2 separate regions of the Homo sapiens genome follow, and region 2 is linked to region 1. The links are chromatin loops, found by intact Hi-C in ENCODE. Cell type or tissue: B cell. All regions are shown on one strand. Each heading gives the region's core, and the rest is flanking DNA. Links, peaks and the distances in the headings are about the cores only.

Region 1 (5,381 bases), core at 249-5,248:
TTTTAAGATATGGGATCTTGCTATGTTGTCCAGGCTGGTCTTGAACTCCTGGCCTCAAGTGATCCTCCTGCCTTGGCTTCCCAAAGTGTTGGGATTACAGGCGTGAGCCACTGCACCTGGCCAGTTTGGCTTTTCAATGGTTAAAGTGAAATGAAGTCCTACCAAACCAATAAAGCTGTGATTAACAGAAAAATATTTTCTACTGCCTCAGTTTCTAGTTAATTTGAATTAAATTCAATTAAAAATTCAGTCCCTGATCACAGGAGCCGCATTTCAAGAGCTTGGTAGCCACATGTGGTTGGTGGCTGCCACAATGGACTTTGCAGCTCTGTGTGAAACCACACTTCCCCTACTGCTCTCTCAAAACGGGAATGTTTTCTTCCCTGTGCTTTTTGAGTATCTGTGGGCTTGAGGGTGGGGTGGGTGGGGTGAGTGTCTTTTCTGCCAGTCATTGCTGCTTTCCTGGAACATTCTTCCTCCTTCCCATAACAAACTGTTTCTCCCACACCCTGTGGTTACCTTCATCTACCAAAGCCTGGGTACAAACATTCTTCCTTGGAGATTTCACTTTCTGAATCATTGCCACTTTCTCTAACACTTTCCTGTCCTTGGTGATATCAGTAGCTTTGTAAATAATATTTCCAAAATACTGGCCTCTCAGTTTCCTGCCAGTGATCCTGTCATCTCCCCAGCCTTTCATTCCCATGGTCATATCCCAGAGCTCTCCTATCAAATAGCGACACCCTTTCCATAACGGAAATGACATGAGTCCCATTCCCCTCCACTGTTCACTCCCCCTGGCACCCTCCCTGTGCTGAGGCCACCAGTGCATCCATCCCAGCTTCTCTGCTCATGATCCACCTAATCTCATGCTCTCACTGACTGCCCTGCCAGCTGTAATGAGACTGTCAGCTGCTGGAATCTCTTCCTTGTGTGTGCTCAAGGCCCTTGCCCTGTCTTGCTCCATCACATCCCTCTTATTATTTTCATCTCACCTCCAAGTCTGAATCTGCACCCACACAGCTGAACCTGGCTGGGGAAAGCAAGCAGCACCTAAGGTCCCTCATGGTCATGGCCACTAACTGGCCTCAGTTGACCCCAAATCTATGACAGTTCCCTTCAACCTCCCATTCTCCTAGATGCTATTTTACTATCTGTAAAAGGACACAAAAGACCTCCACTTTGCTAAATTCATTTTCCCCCTGAATATATCACTTAGGAAAGTTAATGATACCCTGTTTTCCTGATTTGTAAAAGGCAGATAACGTTGAATATAACTTTACACAACTTAGGTAAATCACATATCAAAAGTCTGCTTGTCAAAAATTAGAGATGCTGGCTGGGCACGGTGGCTCACACCTGTAACCCTAGCACTTTGGGAGGCCAAGGTGGGTGGATCATTTGAGCCCAGGAGTTTGAGAACAGTCTAGACAACATGGTGAAGCTCGGTCTCATTATGTTAAAAACAATTTTAAAAAATTAGAGATGTTAGGCCTGGCATGGTGGCTCATGCTTGTAAACCCAGTGCTTTGGGAGGCCCAGAGGGTCACCTGAGGCCAGAAGTTCAAGACCAGTCTGGGCAACAAAGCGAGACTCTGTCTCTACAAAAAAATAAATAAATAAAAAATAAAAATAAAAACTAGGGGCTGTGGTGGTGCTTGCCTATAGTCTTAGGTAATCAGGAGGCTGAGGTGGAAGGATCGCTTGAGCCCAGGAGTTTGATGCTCCAGTGATCCGTGATTGTGCCACTGCACTCCAGCCTGGGCGACAGAGTGAGTCCCTGTCTCAAAAAAAAAAAAAAAAAAAAAAAAAATCACATGCCAAATATGCTCTGATAGGATTTGGAATTTTCCACATTAAAAAGAAAGAAAGAAAAAAAGGCCAGGCGCAGTGGCTCATGCTTGTAATCCCAGCACTTTGGGAGGCCGAGGCCGGTGGATCACCTGAGGTCTGGAGTTCGAGACCAGCCTGACCATGGAGAAACCCCATCTCCACTAAAAATACAAAATTAGCCAGGTGTGGTGGTGCATAACTGTAATCCCAGCTACTCGGGAGGCTGAGACAGGAGAATCGCTTGAACGCGGGAGATGGAGGTTGTGGTGAGCCGAGATCGCACCATTACACTCCAGCCTGGGCAATAAGAGAGAGACTCTGCCTCAAAAAAAAAAAAAAAAGAGAGAGAGAAAGCTCTGCCTGTTTACCCGATCCTAAGCTGAATGTTGCTAAGCTGAATGTCGCATCTGTGCCTGAGCTGGGTGGGTAAGCATGAACTGCTGAGCCTGGGGTGGTGGAGAAGACCTGGATTCCCTGTGGCTGTCCTGTCAAGATGAGAAAGATGTGCAGCAAAGAGACTGCGGCCGATAATCTTATGAACTTTTTTCTGACAATAAATTGCTAATTACTGTTCTTACTAATTCCAAGCTAAGGGCCATTCTCAATTGGTGTAGGATTGAGCGTATACATAATCACATAACCGAGACTTCCGCAGTAGAAGCTGAGACGCGCGCGCCACCTAGAGGGAGCCTTGTGTGCCGGGGGAGTGTGGGCCGTCAGGGAAGCAGGTTCTCTCTGCCTCTACTCGCTGTGCGTGCCATTACCAAGGTGCCTGAAGGTCTAATTCTTTCTTTCCCCATCTGTAAAATGAGGATAATAATCACTATGACAGATGGCTGCAGTAAAGTTTAATGCGACCATGCCTGTAAGGCATCGATAATGTGCCCCAAATCGTCTAAGTTTTCAGGAAATAAACAGCAGCAATTATAACACATGCAAGCCATGAACCCAAGTAGGTCATCTGCGCTGAACAAACCCTTTCATCGAGTATCGTTGACTTCTGGCTTCAGGTGCGACATACACACTCTGCACCAAAAGGTGAAGAATTCTGGCCACACTCAGTGGCTCACGCCTGTGATCCCGGCCCTTTGGGAGGCCGAGGCGGGAGGATCGCTTGAGCCCAGGAATTCAAGACTAGCCTGGGCAACATAGTGAGACCCTGTCTCTATTAAAAATAAATAAATAAATAAATAAATATTTTTTTTAAAAAAAGGTGAAGAATTCTGAACTACATAATCTCCTGTTACCCTTTGAATCTCTTCATCTACCTCAGAAATGCTGCGTGTGTTTGCAACACATCATCATAGAAACAGGCATCATGACCGTTTAAGTGTAGGGCTTTCCAGGATGGCAGAGGCATTATTAGAGGGCAGATTAATTGCTGTCATCTCAGTGTGCAGGAGCTTGAAATGCTGTGTGCATGTGCTGCCATCTTGTGGTACCTTGGGGGAACATGTATCTGATTATTCTGGAGTCGCTAGCTGACTGGGTGAGTTCTAACCTTTTTGAGCAGGGTTACATGTTACATACATATACACGGTACATAGGCACCCATAAAGCCACACCAAAAATGGTGTCCCAGACAGTGGGTTATTTCACCCATCAAATTATTCACAGGTTACTCTAAGTGTGGGAGAAGAGAGGACAAGGCACATCCGTGCCTAAGGAGGAAACACATGCCCCTTTGCAGACCCGGGGGGCTGTCCTGTGGAGGGAGGCCCTGTTTCCTAAGTGCTTCCGAGGGAAGCAGATCTAGGAAACTGAAGGCCTTAGAGATTCAGCTCAAGATGTACCAACTCTAGACTGAACTCCTCAGTTCTGCTGGTGTGCCAGCACTGCTCGCTCCCAGCCCCTCAACACACACCTTAACTCATTCTCTGGAAAGCTACACACATTCCAAGTAAGAGCGTGGCAGTGTCAGTCCCCAGGCTGCTCTGGACATTCACACACTGAAGGGCATTGGGGTTGTGTCCAGTTTGGGACTATTATGCATAAATCAGCTATAAACACTTGTCTACGGGCTTTCGTGTGAACTAAGTTCTCATTTCTGTTGGCTAATTCCGAGAACAGTTAAGTATTAGGTCATATGGTAGTTGCATGTTTAGCTTTTATTTTTTTTTTTTTCTTTCTGAGATGGGTTCTTGCTTTGTTGCCCAGGCTGGAGTGCAGTGACATGATCATAGCTCACGGTTGTCTCTAATTCGTGGGCTCAAGTAATCCTCCTTCCTCAGCCTCCAGAGCAGCTGGGAGGCCACCACACCTGGCTTATTTTTAAAAGTTTTTGTAGAGATAGGGGGTCTCCCAATGTTACCCAGGCTGGTCTCAAACTCCTGGGCTTAAACAATACTCCCACCTTGGCCTCCGAAAGTGCTGGGATTACAGGCATGAGCCACTGTGCTCGGCTGCATGTTTAATTTTGTTGTTGTTGTTTTGAGATGGAGTCTTGCTCTGTCACCCAGGCTGGAGAGCAGTGGCACAATCTCGGCTCAGTTCACTGCAACCTCCTCCTCCCAAGTTCAAGCGATTCTCCTGCCTCAGCCTCCCAAGTAGATGGGATTACAGGCAGGTGCCACCATGCCCAGCTAATTTTGTCTTTTTAGTAGAGACAGGGTTTCACCATGTTGGCAAAGCTGGTCACCAACTCCTGACCTCAGGTGATCCACCCGCCTCAGCCTCCCAAAGTACTGGGATTACAGGCGTGAGCCACTGTGCCCGGTCTTTTTACACTGTTTTTGTCTGGCTTTGGTATGAGGGTAATACCTGCTTTCTGGAATGAGTTGGGAAGGGTTCCTTTTCCTTCTATTTTCTGTAGAGTTGGTCTTAACTCCCCTTTAAATCTTTAATAGAATTCTCCAGTGAAACAATCTGGGTTGGAGATTTCTTTTTCAGGAAGTTAACTAAAAATTCAATTTTCTAATAGTTATGCAGCTATCCAAATTACCTATTTCAATTAGGTGAGTTGCGGTAGTTTGTACTTTACAAGGAATTGGTCCATTTAATCTAAGTTATCAAATTTATGTATGCAGAGTTGTTTGTAGCATTTCGTTATCCTTTTGATGTCCGCAGCGTCTGTAGTGATTTCCTCTGTTTCACTCCTGATATTGGTAACTGTGTACTATAATTTCTAAAATCTATAAGCGATATTAGTAATTTTTTTCTTCGTCAGTCTTGTCAGAGCTTGGTCAGTTTTACAGATCTTTTCAAAGAACACACTCTTGACTCCACCAACTTTTTCTAATGTTATTCTGTTTTTCATTTCATTGATTTCTGCTCTTTATTATTTCCTTTCTTGTGCTGGTTTTAGGCTTATTTTGCTCTCTTTTTTTAAGTTCTTCTTTTTTTTAAATAACATAAATATTGATGAGATCTCACTGTGTTGCCCAGGCTGGTCTTAAACTCCTGGGCTCAAGTGATTCTCCTGCCTCAGCCTTCCAAAGTTCTGGGATTACAGGCATGAGCCACTGTATTTGGTCGTTTTTCTAAGTTCTTGAAGGAGAGTTTAAGTTTTTCATTTGAGACTTTTCCTCTTTTCTGAGGTATGCATTTAG
Region 2 (5,381 bases), core at 108-5,107, 400 kb before region 1:
CTGAGGCAGGAGAACCGCTTGAACCCGGGAGGCAGAGGTTGCAGTGAGCCGACATCACGCCATTGCACTCCAGCCTGGGCGACGAGTGAAACTGTCTCAAAAAATAAATAAAAATGAAAATGTTTCCTACTGTGATTCTTCTAACAGTGATGCAGTCAGTGATGTCCTGTGGGCTTTCGGCCGATTGTGACGTGGTCTGTCTATTGTAGAGGACATGCCTGGATTGGCACCTCACGGAGTGTGTTGCAAGCTGGTGTCACACACACATGTAGCTAATCAAGTTTGGACAAGGAGAACAGAAAACTGCATAGATTAGAATCAGTAGTGGCTGGTCTCCTGGTTACTGGTTTGCAAGTTGCATTCCGTTCCCTAAATCTTTTCTCTTGAGTTTCTTGAGCAAGGGGTCTGGGGTCTGAGCTACCAAGGCCCTGCATGCTCATGTTACCTTGTGAACTCATCTTACCAATGCCAACAGCATAAGTTAATCTGTATTTTTTTTTTTTCTCATTCATATAGTTTACTTAATCTGCGTACAGATGATTGAATTCTGTGGTTTGCAAACTTAGCATTGGAAAACTTAGATTCCCCTGGAGGGCTTGGTAAGCAGAGGCCACTGGGCCCTCCACCCCACAGAATAAGATTTCAGTACTTCTGGAGTGGTACAGAGCATTTGCATTTCAAGTAGTTTCCAGGTGATATTGGTGCTGTTGGTCCAGGAACCGCCCACTGGGAACCACGACTGTGTGCATGCACATCATGGGTACAGCTAAATACAGGATGTTTTTGTCTTGTGTTTAAAATGGACATTCACCTTTGGAGCAGATGAACGGATAATTTTATGATTTTTGGACATCCAGCCACCAGAGGAGTTATGTAGAATAGCACTTTAATGAATGGCAATCAAGAAGTCAAAGACAAAAATCATTCTGTAACATCCATCCTGTTCCTCCACTGGACTAGGGTACTTGGCAATATAGCATGGCACCCATTACAGGGCATTTTTTAGCTTAAAGGTACACTCAAATTGTATGAAGCAAATACTGAGCAATCATTCATGCATTGGTTGTATATTGAAAAGCCAAAAATAGCCTTTTCTCAATACATAGTGAAGCTTTGGGAAAAAAAAATGGAGTGTTTGCATGTTGTTTTAAAGTGTTGGTTGTAAGTATTGCAAGAACAGTACTAAATACTAAAACGCATGTCCTAAAAATCCATGATCAGGATTCACTTTATCCTGATTTTGTAATGCCTTTAAGTGCAGTGCTAGAAAGGAACAGAGTGTATCTAATAACTTGAAATATGATGTTGCCTCTAGGCTAGTATTAATTTTTGTAAAAAGGATTATAATTTTCCTTGAACTTAACTATGTAGCACAGGTCAGATGGTGAGAGAGGTAAGTCCCTGAATAGCTACTTAAAAAGCAACCAGTAACCTTTCAACTACCGTATTAACCTTTACTAGGCACCCACAGCTATCTGAGTTTTTATGAGAAAGGGCAAGATCTTTGAAGCATAGGAAATGAATATCATACTCTACCCACTCCTTTTGGAAGGCCCTTTTTACAGTTCTATTAATAACCTGGGGCTTTTTTGTTTTTGTTTTTTTTTTTTTTTACTCTTAGCTGAGATATCATTAAAACAAGACTGGAAAGATTTTGACATTTCATTTTTGCTTTGACAGGTAACAAGGTGCTGTGGATATTTTGTTTTGAAAGAGGGGTAGGTCAATCTGTTGGATGTTTGGTCTACATAGTGTTATAATTCTAAGCCAACAAACTTTAAAGAGTGGAGAAATTAATCCAGGGGAAATGATAGCAGGCATTCTTTTGCCTTTTGGGAATACTTTTCCTTAATCAAATGCTTAGGTGGGTAGTGACCTCTCAGTGCTCTCCTGTCACCTGTGAGTGACACAAAATAGGAGCTATAAACTAGATTAAATTAAATTAAATAATTATATAGACCAGACTTGGTGGCTCACACCTGTAATCCCAGCCCTTTGGGAGACCAAGGAGGGTGGCTCACTTGAGGTCAGGAGTTTGAGACCAGCCTGGCCAACATGGTGAAACCCCTTCTCTACTAAAAATACAAAAATTAGCTGGGTGTGGTGGCGGCACCTGTAATCCCAGCTAGTTGGGAGGCTGAGGCAGGAGAATCACTTGAACCTAGGAGGCAGAGGTTGCAGTGAGCTGAGATCACACCACTGCACTCCAGCCTGGGCATCAGAGTGAGACTCTGTCATTCATAAATAAATAAATAAAGTCATATGGTGACAGATTCAAGAAAGGAGATAAAAATAAGAAAGAATATGATTAATTTAAATCAGCGGGCAGCAAATCTGGCCCACTACAAGTTTTTTGTATGGCCTGTAACGAAAGATTTTTACATTTTTAAGTGGTTGAAGCGGAAAAGTAAAAAAAATAAAAATAAAAAATAAAATAAATTTGTGACATGGGAAAATTACATGAAATTCAAACTGAAGTTTTATTGGAACGCAGCCACTCTCAATTTGTTTATGTATTGTCAATGGCTGCTTTCACACTGTGGCAAAGTTGAATAATTGTGATAGAGCCCATATGGTCTCAAAGCCTAAAATACACGCTCTCTGGGCCTTTGTGAAAAACTTTGCTGATCACTGATTTCAGTGGCGTGATGAGACGGATTGTGGCACTGGTGGAAACGGGAGAGCAGCCCTTTGGAGCAGCCACAGTGGGAAGCAGGTTTGGTGTGGGCAGCAAGCAACAATGGACAGTAGTGTGACATCCAGAGCTCCTTCTCGGTCCGCTGGACCTATCAGCAGTGTCTGACACCGTCCATCCCTCTCCTTGCCAGGCTTTTCCTCCCTTGGCTTCTAGAACACCACTCTCTCCTGGTTTCCCTCCTACCTCTCCAGCCTTTCTTTCTGTATCTCTCTTACTGGTTCTTCCTCATCTCTGAAACTTCTAAACATTGGCATGCCTCAGGGCTCAGCACTTGCACTTCTTCCTTTTCTTGTCTACACTAACTCCCTAGGGTGTTTGGAGGATTTGGGGACTGATCAAAGAGAAAGACATGACCATGAGATGGCAGCAGCACACACATATTTTATTGGTGATGGTGACACTCTGACAGGTTTGCATAGGGGTAGGGGGATGTCCCTTAGAGCAAGAGTCTGTGCAAAGAGCACACACTACAGGTGTTGCTACTCAGAAGGAGAGGAGGAAAGGCAAGGATACCCCCGAGGGAGGGGAGAGTCAGAAACAAGGCTTATGTGTCTAGGTGGTGTTGCACAGCAGTACAGAGGGGAGTCTCTGGGTCAGAGAGCTCCGAAGGACAGGGACGGCTTGAGGTTTGTGTTTTTGTTTTTGGCTTTATTTTTCTGAGACAGGGTCTCACTCTGTCACCCAGGCTGGAGAGCAGTGGCATGATCTCAGTTCACTGCAACCTCCACCTCCCAGGCTCAAGTGATCCTCCCACCTCAGCCTCCCAAGTAGCTGGGACTACAGGCGCATGCCACCACATATAGCTAATTTTTGTATTTTTAGTAGAGACAGGGTTTCATTACATTGCCCAGGCTGGTCTTGAACTCCTGAGCTCAAGCGATCTGCCTGCCTCGGCCTCCCAAAGTGCTGGGATTAACATCGCACTTAAGGTCTTATAACCACAAGGCTCTATGTTATCAATGGCCAACAGATGCTGGGTATAGTTTCACCGGGTATGTACCAGCAAGGCCCTGAATGGCTAAAAATTGGCATAAAATTTGTTTAAAATAATTGGATGTGTAAAAATTTGAGTTTGGCTTCTGCAGTAATCAGTGTCAGCCTGCAATGAAGAAATAAACAATCTATGAGCCAATAAACAGAGGCCATCTTTCACTCATTTATATAACTCTAGGTGATCTCACCCAGTTTTAAGGCTTTAAATACCGTCTCTATGATGATGACTCCCACATGCAGTCTTCAACACAGGCCTTTTCCTCCAGCACTGGCTCATATACCCAGCTCAACACCTCTGCTGGGTATCTATTCACGTCTCAAACTTAACAAGTTCAAATCTGAGCTCCCCATCTCTACCCTTCCAAACCAGTCCCTCCTGCAGTCTCCCCATCTGTTTTCCCAGATGCTCAGGCCTAAAGCCTTGGTATTCTCCTCTCATTCCCTCATGCCACACCAAAACCAGCAGCCCTACGTGTCAGCTCTGTCTCCAGAATAGATCTAGAATTCTACCACTTCTCCCCATTCCCAGTGCCACCACCTTGGACCCTGCCATCACAATGACCCACCAGGGTCATTACAGTGCCCTCCTTATTGGTTTCTGTGTTTCTGCCTTCACTTCCCCTACAGCCATCACTCAACCCAGCAGCCAGTGTTGTTATAAACATAAAGCAAATCCTATCAGTCATCCGTTGAGAACTCTCCAATTGTAAAACAAAAGTCCTTACCAGGACCTACAGAGAGCCCTGCGTGACCTGGCCCCTGCTGCCTCTCTAAGCTCACCTCCTACGACAGTCTCCCACTCTGGCCTCTTGTTCTTCTTCAAACATGCCAAACACATTCCTGACCCAGGGCCTTTGCACCTACTATTCCCTCTGCCTGAAATGTCCTTGCCCCAGGTGTCCACATGGCTCACACCCTTTCTTTAGGTCTTTCATCAACAGATACTTTCTCAGTGAAGCCTGTCATATATGTGAGTGTCAGGATCCTGGACTGCAGAATTGTAATTACTGCAATTAATTAATTATTTCAGCACCTGAAATCTCCTGATTATATTATGTGTTTGTTGTTCGTTTGTTTGTTTTGAGACAGAGTTTCGCTCTTGTTGCCTAGGCTGGAGTGCAGTGGCACGATCTCAGCTCACTGCAACCTCCATCTCCTGGGTTCAAGTGATTCTCCTGCCTCAGCCTCCCGAGTAGCTGGGATTAGAGGCAACTGCCACTACACCCAGCTATTTTTTTGTATTTTTAGTAGAGTAGAGTTTCACCATGTTGACCAGGCTGATCTCCAACTCCCGACCTCAGGTGATCTGCCTGCCTCGACCTCCCAAAGTGCTGGGATTACAGGGGTGAACCACCCACCCGGCCTCCTGATTATACTATGTTTTACAGTGGCATGGTGTGTATTTTCATTTTGTAATAATAGGACCCTTTCTTTCCTCCTGTCCCAGCTCTGTGTTATAACTCCTTCTCGATAAACTTGTCATGATATTATAAATCATGACAATATATTCAAATAAGAAAATAAATCTAAAAGTTAAATTACAGGTGGCTGCATCTGCACACAGATTTGGAGGATGGGGCACTGAGGCCATTGTTTCTCATTGTATTAGATACCTAGGGCTGCCATAACAATGTGCCACAAGCTGAGTGGCTTAAAACAACAGAAAAGTATTCTATTGCATATCTGGAGG

The links. A loop is a pair of places that touch in the nucleus more often than their neighbours do. Peaks named below come from ENCODE experiments on the same cell type or tissue, not always from the same donor. Only the 100,000 strongest peaks of a DNase experiment are listed, where the experiment ranks them.
Region 2: it touches region 1 in a loop (21-fold over the local background); 40 of 110 quality-filtered maps call a loop at or near these places.

What each region holds. Positions count from the first base shown.
Region 1 is chr20:5,526,959-5,532,339 of GRCh38, reverse strand. No RefSeq gene overlaps it. Among named protein-coding and RNA genes, the nearest start is that of LINC01729, 20 kb to the right of the region's middle. RefSeq lists enhancers at 2,230-2,299, 2,939-3,480. In B cell, for the core only: CTCF peaks have their summits at 2,316, 2,516 (motif pointing left) and 3,251 (motif pointing left); DNase peaks (open chromatin) are centred at 2,509 and 3,259.
Region 2 is chr20:5,931,673-5,937,053 of GRCh38, reverse strand. No RefSeq gene overlaps it. Among named protein-coding and RNA genes, the nearest start is that of TRMT6, 16 kb to the left of the region's middle. RefSeq lists a silencer at 3,057-3,106. In B cell, for the core only: no CTCF peak of the experiment used is centred there; a DNase peak (open chromatin) is centred at 3,033.